Linked DNA regions of Homo sapiens: region 1 is linked to region 2. A link is an interaction called in ENCODE POLR2A ChIA-PET data of the cell type or tissue named here. Cell type or tissue: MCF 10A. All regions are shown on one strand. Each heading gives the region's core, and the rest is flanking DNA. Links, peaks and the distances in the headings are about the cores only.

The links. Peaks named below come from ENCODE experiments on the same cell type or tissue, not always from the same donor. Only the 100,000 strongest peaks of a DNase experiment are listed, where the experiment ranks them.
Region 1: POLR2A ChIA-PET joins it to region 2 with 13 read pairs; 3 of 35 experiments call an interaction of 5 or more read pairs at or near these places.

Annotation. Positions count from the first base shown.
Region 1 is chr7:12,713,616-12,719,002 of GRCh38, forward strand. No RefSeq gene overlaps it. Among named protein-coding and RNA genes, the nearest start is that of ARL4A, 29 kb to the left of the region's middle. RefSeq lists an enhancer at 1,979-2,646. In MCF 10A, for the core only: no CTCF peak of the experiment used is centred there; a DNase peak (open chromatin) is centred at 2,216.
Region 2 is chr7:13,014,517-13,019,903 of GRCh38, forward strand. All of the region lies in intron 1 of LOC105375158 (a long non-coding RNA gene), which reads left to right. Among named protein-coding and RNA genes, the nearest start is that of ARL4A, 330 kb to the left of the region's middle. RefSeq lists enhancers at 2,101-3,300, 2,610-3,225. In MCF 10A, for the core only: no CTCF peak of the experiment used is centred there; DNase peaks (open chromatin) are centred at 3,225 and 3,565.

The sequences.
Region 1 (5,387 bases), core at 64-5,063, 300 kb before region 2:
ATAAACAGTTTTAAACTTGAGTGTTTTTCCATAGTAGGTTTGATGAAGAGTGGAAAGTCATGGAGAAATATGATAGGACAAAGGGGATATGAGCTACATGTAATGAGCTGGGAGAAACTTGTCAAGGCTTATTTGTTCAGATTACTCTCTGTGACTCTGTGTCCTTGGAGATAAGGATATTCCTTTCCTCCAGGAATAGGGAAGCACCTCTCACATAAGGATCTTATGCACTGCTTCAAGGGAAGGTCAGAACATGCTTCCTAGGTTTTATGATCTGCTTCAGGGGAGAAGGGAGGCGGAACTTCACAGAGACCTTCCTGCTTATGCTATTTTCTCAAATTCCTTCAGCTTAAAATATTCAATATGCCAAGGTGCCATATTTTGGGGTAGTGTGTCCTGATGTGTGTGTCTCTCTCTCCTGAACTCTCTTATCTATCCATCCAGCCATCCTTCCACATCCACACACACACACACATATAAATCAGTCTCCTGCATTTTTATTTGCTAAGTAAAATTACATTCTGTTGTAATTTTCTCCTTGCACTTACCATGACTTGATATTTTCTTGTTTACTTAGTTGTTTATGTGTTTAATGTTTGTCTTCCTTCACTGGGCTATGGGGTCCAAGAGAGTAGGAAAGTTTTCTGCCTTGTTCCCCACTGTATTCCTAGAACCTAAAACACTGCCTAGTGTATACTACATATTCAGTACACACTGTTTGGGTGAATACACATCTTCCAAAGACAAATGTTCATTCTCAAGGACAGTACATTGTAGATAGAAATATTCTCTAACTCCCATATACTTTGTAAGAAACTTCACCTTTCTTGGAGTTCTATTATCACATAATTATAGACAGTGCAGTTTATCTTTTACTGCTCCCAATTGTGCCCTTCAGAACATTTAGAAAAGGAGTCATGTAATCTAGTTATACAAAGAAAAGCTTTGAAATAAATCGCTGTCCAACAAAAACCACACACACAAACACACATACACAAAACCCACTCTATTACATTTAGTAATCTTGGTGAAGGGAAGGGAAGTCATATATTTTACCAATTATAGGTATTTTAACCTTTTGTTTTCAAAACTATAATAAAAATATTCAATAGTGTATTGAATTTTAATTTGCAGGAGACTATCAACATATTAGGTTGCTTTGGGGTTAACTTTATAAATTTTTTTTCGCAAAAATCTCACAATAAAGCTTCTGCTAACTGTCCATGCATATTTTGAACTTTTTTGGAAATGTATTATATGTAATTTAATGAATTAAATTTTAAAAATGTGTTCTTAAGTTACTGGACTTTTTAGTAGTTTCAGGAAAGGTAAATCAATATAGTGTTTCTGGTTTATCCTAGTGAATGATTTTTTTTTCTGAATATGTGTTTCCTTGGAATTTAAGTTCCACAGATCATTGATATGTATAGTCTTTTTCACAAGAAGTTTACACATTTTTTTGGTGATGGTGGCTAAGTGGTCTTTAGGCAAAATGATCTGATGAAATTAAAATTGAGCAATTAGGAGGGGAATCTATTCAATATGGACTGATTATGAAAAATTCAGACCCCTTTTTCTTAATTTTCAGGGATCAGAGGGTTTTAAATTATATAAGTTTCTAAACATGTATTCTGTTTATTGAGATGAAGCCTAAATTGGTGGTGGCAGTGGGGGCTGTGTGTGAATAGAAACAGAAAAAGCCTACCATTGACGCCTTTGATAGATTTTAACTGTCCAATTAATTTGCGTACATGAAATGTGTAACATACCAATATTTTGCTCCCGGCACACAGATCTCCAGTGGACATCGACAATCAAAGCTTCTATGATTATTTCACAATATTCAGCAATCCACCCAATGCTAACTGGGATGTTTGATTTTGCAGCCTCTTTCAGAGCAGTTGCTAAAAGTGGCTCCACATCATAAGAGGGCTTCCCTCCCTCAATCCATGAGAGCAACTAGGTTTTGCATCAGTGAAAGGAAGAAAAAGCAGGAGTTTGGCAAGAGGCTGCAAAGAGACGGCACTGGGCTCCACTAGAGTTCCTTCCCACCGCGTTTCTCATCCTGTCTTCTGCCTAGTGGATATGTCTGCGTGGGCGTGCACACACATTGGCTGATGAAACCCCCTTCCTGTTGCACAGGGTCAGAACTAAGCGAGGTGGGTGTAGCTTTGGAGGGTTCTGAAATCTAAGAACCAGCTTCCTTTCCCACCGCTTTCCGCTGAGTCAGTTCACTGCAGAGTGCTCTGCAGGATCTGGAGGCCTTTGTGTTCAGATTATTTTACTAGCTACAAAAGCCACACCCTTGTGCTACACAAACAGAACACTTTGTCCTTCCAGGAGGTCCGTAGTTTGACCACAGTTCTGGGATTTCAAAGCTGCCTCACAGAGGCTTGCCTATTGTAATGTAAAGTGTTGAGCTGAGTGACTGTCCCTGTGTTATAATGCAGCTTCACAACTGCTGGTTTAATGGCTTACCGTGCTAGTGGGGCTTTGAACAACAGACCCTGTCATTTAAAACAGGCTCAGAAATCCATTTATTACCAAAAAAAATTTCAATGACAGTGAGAAAAAAATGGAATAATGCTTTTTGATTTAGAAAAAATCTATTCATTTATTTTTTATGTTTCATTTATTTATTTTAGACAGGGGGCCTCACTATGTTGCCCAGGCTGGCTCAAACTCCGGTCTCCAAACCATCCCCTTGCCTCAGCCTCCCAAGTAGCTGGAACCACAGGGGCGCATACACCTACCTACTCTTTCTTTTTTTTTAAAAACAAAACAAACCCCACACATCCATGTATAGCACACACACACGCACACACACACACACACATATATACGGTCAGTAAATGACCATTGGTGCACAGGCAGCTGTAGGAAAGAAGTGGTGTAGCGGAAGGACGGCTGAATTTGGACACTGAGCTTCAGTTGGCAGCGTAAGTCCCCTGCCTTCCAGCCTGGGAGCAATCATCTTCATGAGATTTTAATTGTATTCCTGTTCTCCTCAAACCCTGTTACAGACTCAAATGCATCTTACATAATTATTACATTTTGAATTCAAATAACTATAAATAACTGCCTTTTACTGAATGGTGATTACATGCACTATACTAAATGCTATGCTCATTTTCTCATTTTATTCTCAGCATCACTTTATGAAGTCACTTCTGTAATCCTCTTTTCACTAATGAGGGAAGAGAGGCTTAGAGATGTTAAATCTCTAGACATGGCCACACTGTTAATAATGGGGAGAACAGAGCTTCTAGCAAGATCTGGTAGTCTCCAGAGTTCAAGATTGCATCTGCTAAGAAACGTGGCCCATTAATTACAGCAGCCTTAGCATAAAGTAGGGCTTGGAGGCCAGTCTGGTCAAACTAGGGGGTCAGAAGACTTGCTTTGAAGTGCTGACTTAGGAAGCACGTTGTTTTTATTTAGATGGTGTAGGGGAAGTGCTGATAAATATTACCGGACAAGTAAGCACCTCTCTCCACTGGCCCAACAAGCTCTCTCCCGCATACGCTTGGCACAATCACCATTGCCTCTTTTATTGCTTTGCAACAGTTTTCATAAAATTATTTGGGGATCATTTTTGCTCCAGCTGTGCAGACCTCTTTTAAGTCTTCCTTTTTGCATTCAGACCCCCTCCCTGGAATGGACATTCATTATCATCCATCAAACAATATCCTAACTCTTCTTCAAAGTGACTCTCAGAAAACATTCATGATGACATTTCTTTTTAGAATCTCACACCTAGACTAATCTACACCTACCAATTTTAGTTATTACAAAAAACTGTTGTAAAACAACCTGCTCCTACCCTTTCGTTTGTTTGTTTTCTTCTTTTTCTTTTTGATATGGGGTCTCGCTTTGTCACCCCGTACCAGGCTGGAGTGCCATGGTACAATCATAGCTCACTGAAAACTCAAACTCTGTGGCTCAAGTGATCCTCCTGCCTCAGCCTTCCAAGTAACTAGATCTATAAGCACGCACCACCACACCTGGCTACCCAGCTAATATATGTGTGTGTATAGATGGATGTATCTTTTTTGTAAATATATTTTGTCTGTTTGTAGAGACAGCTGTATAGACAGCTAATATATGTGTGTGTATAGATGGATGTATCTTTTTTGTAAATATATTTTGTCTGTTTGTAGAGATAGCTGTATAGACAGCTAATATATGTGTGTGTATAGATGGATGTATCTTTTTTGTAAATATATTTTGTCTGTTTGTAGAGCCTGTTTGTAAAACAGGAAGGGGGGTTCATCAGCCAATGTGTGTGCACGTCCACACAGACACATCCACTAGGCATAAGACAGGATGTTTGTATTGCCCAGGGTGGTCTCAAAGTCCTGGCCTCAAGCAATCCTCCTGCCTTGGCCTCCCAAAATGCTGGGATTACAGGAATGAACCATTTGCCCAGCCGCTTTTTTCTTTTTCTCCCTTCCCTCCCTCCCTTCCTCCCTCCCTCCGTCCCTCTTTTCCTTTTTTCTTCCTTCCTTCTTCTTTTTTTTGAGACAGCGTCTGTCTCTGTCGCCTAGGCTGAAGTGTGCAGTTGCACAATCTCGGTTCACTGCAACCTCCACCTCCCAGGCACAACCAATCTTCCCACCTCAGCCTCCCAAGTAGCTGGAACTACAGGTGCAAGTCACCACATCCAGCTAATTTTTATATTTTTATAGAAATGGGGTTTGGCTGTTTTGCCCAAGCTGGTCTCAAACTCTTGGGCTCAAGCGATCCACCTGTCTTGGTCTCCCAAAGTTCTGGGATTACAGGCATGAGCCACTGCACCTGGCTTGAACCAATTTTTTTCTTAACTAAAGCCAATTGGGTCTGTCTGAGGCATTTAAAAAGTTTTTGACTTATATTTTTATTTTAGATATGAAACCTTAATATCAGTCAAAATCAGTATAAATAACATTCATTTGATAAGAAAAACTAAATACAAATAGTTCCAAGAAGTGTTAATATTTTTATCTTAATTGTTTTTGTAAGATTGAGCTGATTTGATCACTCCTTCTAGAAACACTACTCTCTCGGCTTCTGTGATATCACACTCAACTGATTTCCTTTCTACCTCTCTTGCTGTTCCTGCTTGTTCTCCTTTGCTAATTTTTACTTCTTTACTCAATTGCCAAATGCTACAGCATTTTGGATTTGCTTCAGTCTCTGTTCTCTATCCATTTTCTATTCATTGTTGACCTCATCCAACCCCATGAATTTAAAAACGATCTCTATGCTGATGAGTCTAAAATTTCTGTCTTCCATCCTGACATCTCCGCTGGTTTCAGATGTCTAATCCACATCTCCCTTTGTATGTTTAATTAAAATGGTTGTCACATGTATGGAAAAGGACTTTTAACTATCCTAGCCTTGTCCAACTA
Region 2 (5,387 bases), core at 161-5,160:
GATCCAGAGTTAGCAAAATGAATACAAGTTGAAGGAGATTTAAGTAAATTTCACATTGCTGTATACAAGAAGATTCATGTAAACACATGTATGCTTTTTTGTCTATTTTGTTAAATTTTAAACTCTATCAGCAAAAGACAATTATTTGCATTCTAATTTTTATGTTTTCCTGCACAATACTGTTTCAACTTTAGAAGGTAGCTACTAGCCATTCTTATTATATGGTTTATTTATTTACTCTACTTTTGTGTAGACATCTGTTTTTAAAGTTAGCTATCTGAAAAAGTCATCTTTTCAGTTAGGTAACACTAGCAATCAGAACCACCCACAATTTGGAGTGAAACACCACTTTAGAGGAGAATGAATCCAGTGGACAGAATGGCTTATATTACTGCAAGAATAGCTGACTAAATGTCAACTGAATAGTCCAAGTTATCCAAAAGAAGAAAATATTAACAAAAAAATATTTTTGGCTCACCATATAAAAGGCCCATTATGCTTTACTACTACTACCAATAAGTAAAGATTAAATTTGTTTATGCTATACCAGAGATCTGACACTATAAAGTAATTTTAATCATGATTAATTTTATGGCTTTTTGAAGAATCAAAAATCCTTATACAGGGGCATAATAGGTCACTTCATATTTTTCCACCTGAAATCTAGGAATAAACTGACAGATTCCATATCTTCTACTCCCCAGTTTTCCTCATTTGTTGCTTACAATATTCAGAATTTAAAATGATAAATGAAAAAATATGCTTTGATGGAATTGAGAGAAACAAGGACTGTTGTTATTTAAGGAATGCAAAGGCTCAAAAGTGAATATTCTTCTTTTTCTCTATATTTTACTTCTTCCTTTACCAACCTGATAAAACCCTCACATTTTGGGAAGAATGTATTTAGTTCTAAAAACAGGCTTTGCAACGGCTAAAGGACTGCTTATTTTGTGGATGGTCCTTCTGTACAAAGAACTGTGTGTTACTACTAGTAACACAATAGTCCAGCAGGTAATAGAAAACTCATCAATAGAAGGAAAGAAAATGGCAGTAGAACTGGAAGATAATCTGCATTTTATGTCAAGTGCAAAGGCAGCCCTGTTCAGCTATGGTGTTTAGACCCCTGAATTGCATCTGGTGGTACGTCTATGGCTTCATATACACATAGGTTGGACCTCCTTTTTTATCTTGTATTTGAAATATTTATATTAACAAAGAAAAGAAATGTGAAAAATAACTAGCTTAAAGCTGTCTAGAAAGATGTCTCCTTTCTTCCTTTCCTTTAAATTGCATTTCCTGGAACACCTGAGAAATCCAGTAACTATGTATCCACACCATAGAGCCAGGAATGAGCGTTACAGAGAATGATGATGTCTTGAGTTTATTATAGCCCAACTCCAAGAAATCTAAACTTCATCCATTCTTTAGATTATAGATGACATTTCAAACTCACAGCCATAGAACAGAGAGTGTGTTCACAACTGCACGGAATTGCTTGTTATGATGATGGAATTCTTTACATCTTAAAAGACGATAAAAGTTGCCTAATTCGTGTATGATACAATAAACTTATTTGCTGACATAGCAAGTCTTACATAATAACCATGCTAATGATAGGGGAGTGCTGGGAAGGAAAGAGCATGGTCCCTTTAAATTATATGGAAGGGGGAAGGGAAGTGCTGGGTAAGAGAAAGGCGGGTCCCTGGCTAGGGCTCCACCCCCACGGGCCTAGGTGAAGACAGCCACTCCTGCTTTCCTGCCCAAATGTTGCATTTTCTAGGACTACCCTGGCCCACCATGCCCCCATCTTGATAAAAACCCGAGACCCTAGTGGGCAGACACACAGAAGCAGCTAGATGTGGAGAGGAACACATCCGGGGAAGAAGACACAAGTGGCTGGTCATTGAGAGCACGCCAGCAGACGAGCACGCTGATGGGCACCTGCAGGCCATCGACCAGCGGAAGGACATGGAGTTTGGCTGGAGCAGTCAGAGAAAAGTCCAGCCACTTGGTCCAGGGGAAAACCATCTCCCATCTGGCTCCCACATGTGCTGAGAGGTACTTCTACTCAATAAAACCTTGCACTCATTCTCCAAGCCCACATGTGATCTGATTCTTCCAGTACACCAAAGCAAGAAATCCTAGGATACAGAAATCCCCCTGTCCTTGTGATACGGAAGGGGGTCTAACTGAGCTGGTTGACACAAGCCGCCTATAGATGGCCAACTAAGAGAGTACCCTGTAACACACACCCACCGATGCTTCAGCTGTAAACACTCACCCCAAGACACTGACGTGGGGTCGGAGCCTCACAGCCTGCCGTCTGTATGCTCCCCTAGAGGTTTGAGAAGTGGGCAATGAAGAAGCAAGCCAGTCACCCTGTTGCACGCCCTCCAAGGGGGACAAGGGAACCTTTCCTGTTTCACTAACATTCTTCACAAACAGATTTTGAAAAACATCCATTCAGCTAAAATGCATATATCCTTATGCTAAGAAGGTGGCAAGATATTTTGAAATAAAAATTTAAAAAACAATGATTATATTTTAATCATTGTGTTACTTTAAAGCACCGATTAACAAAGCTTTGCCAGGTTGAATCACTCATCTTTGACTGAATTTCCATTTTCAAGCTGTTTCTCACTGAACTTTGTAACTTCACATGACTCACAGACTTCAAAAGCCGCCTTCATAATTGCTTTTCTCTCCAATACATTATATATGTACATTACATATAAAATGTCAAGAAACAGATATTAAAGGACAAGATTTGAAGATCTGAAGTGAAGAAAATGAATCAGTTAGTGATATTGCACAGATTATCTAGTTTGATTTACATAGATTTTTTTCAATGTGATTTTTGTGATTGCTTTCAATGAGATCCATACCTGCCAGTCCTGGGTGACCTTTCTCTCTTTTTCTTTGTGTGGGAGCCTCAGCTTCTCTAGCACACAAAGGTTGTGTGAGGCCCACAGAGTGTGGAATGCTTTGGATAATGGGAGAGCAGTCTAATCAATTCGCTACTGATAGGATGAAAGGGAGACTAGAGAGGCTGCTTTTGAAGTTGTCTCCTTTGTGGATCTGAGTCATCCACAGCTGTAGGATTCCAGTCTGTTTGTTTTAAGTCTTAAAGGAGGAGCAGGAACACCAAGTTTTACATACCATGTTTATGTTCTTCTGCCAGTTTGAGTCCTATAGAGCAAAGACAAATCTCGGCGTGGCATTTTTAGCTCTAAGCCAAATGTTCAGACGCCCACATGCCTTAACTTAGTAGGCAGGAGAAGGAACACACCTTATATGTGAAATTGCACAAGATAACATTTATCATCCAAAATAAAACTGGTGTTGCCTTCCTGTTCCAGCTTACCCACCATTGGGAAAATAATGAATTTTCTGGAGATAAATAAGCTCCTTTGCTTGCTTGCTTTCTATTTCCCTCTGTCTCTTTCTTCCTCTTCTTTTTTTTTCTTCCTACCCAAGGTGAAAAAATGTGGCTCTAAATTTTCACAAGTAATGTTTAGGGCAATGACTACCTTTGTTTTCTGTTTTCCTCTTTGTGTAAATTGGCCAGACTATAAAACCACAAAGGTCTTAAGGAAATAGAATCTGAACTCTTGAGTTTAGGATTTAGCCCTGCCTCCTTACTGTGTGAGAAGCTTACCCTGCAGCAGTTTCCACAGGGTTTCATTTCTTCTACCTTCCTAAAGTGAATTGTCTTCCTTTAAGGAGAGATATTTACAAATATATTTTGCCCCCTTTTTAGGGATTTAAAAATTATTTCTTGATTTGAGTTTCTGTGTAATAAAAAGATACCTTCTAATATTAAAAAAAATTATTTACAAATAGCCAAATAGTATGTTTAAATTTATTTTTAAAAAATATTTATGTAGAATATTTTAAAGAAATATTTTAAAGAAGTATTCAATATTAAATATTCACGCAGAATATTAATATTTTTGGCAAATTAATTTAAAGATTACTTGCTTTGTTATGTTTGAATTAAGGATTGACTGTATGTTAAAATTTACACTGAGTTGAAATATGTGTTAGGGTATGAAAAAATGATTCAGTGAGCTAGTATTTGTAATTCTTGCATTTTGCACTTAAATTCATTTTTAAAATAATTTCTTGATTTTTATTTGTAAATGAAAAGATAAAAAATGCTAAGGCTACTTTCCAGTTCTTGCAAATCCAAATAACACATTCTGGGCAAGGATAGAATAGTTTTTCAATAAATGAAAGACTAAAATGAATACAGTACTTTTGTACTCTCCTATGTTTTTGAAATACAAGAAATAACTAAGAAATAAGCTAAATAAGAAAATTGGTGAGATGAATGCAAATTATGAATCTGATAAATCAGGAGACACACTTGCAAAATTATTATTTGTATCTGCCCCATTAATTTGCACTTCAATATCAATGTTTCTTACGTCCGCAAGCAATGGTCTACCTTGGGTGGAAAGTTCACAATATATGACTTGGATTAAAACAATTCAAAACTGTTTTGTTCAAAATCACCATGGAAGGCCATCTATTTCAGCTCAGCCACTGAGGGCCTGAGTCAGGAACAAACACATGTGGCCTCTTCTAAGATCTTACACATATTCACTCCAGAGCCACTCAGGTGCTCAGTGCAGCTATTTCAAATGGGAACGGACATAAATGAATAATTGTAGTTGATTTAAAATACATATATATCAACAGATCTAATTTCTTCTGGTACAGTTTTAGTCTTGAAGTTCTGGATTATCTTTCTAAACTTCCTGTGAAGTCTTACTCAGGCAGTGCTAAGGTAGGAATTATGATACTTATGATACATTTGTCACCTAAAGTTTTGTCTTGCTTTTTAAAAGCTGTGGTTTGGATGAAAACAACAGGATTTTCTTGCTCCCTAGATGTAGGTATGTATCATAGATATTTTGTTTTTTGGATTAAGTAGCTGCTTTCACTGTGAAAATTTAAAAAAAAATCTCTCAAACCACAAACAACCCCCACCACAAAAAAAACACAATTTTCTTATTTTCTAGACACAGAGATAGTTTTAATTTTGATGTATATCTACTTATTCATTAATTATTAAATAATATTTTACAAAAAATTGGGTTATTAATATCAATATGGTTGGCAAGGTGGTTGATTTCACGTGTTTCCATACCACATGATTAAAGTGATTATTAGTCTACACGATGTTTCCGTTTGCATTTTTTCAGTTGTACTATTTTCATGATATAGCTATACCATATTTTTATAAGCCTTTTAAGTTGGATATTTAGGTTGATTTTTCTTGTTTTTCTTTTTTTATAAATAAACCTGTAATAAATATCCTTATGGATATAGATCTACATATTCTTCTCATTATTTGTGTTTTTTTTTTTGAAAATGGGATT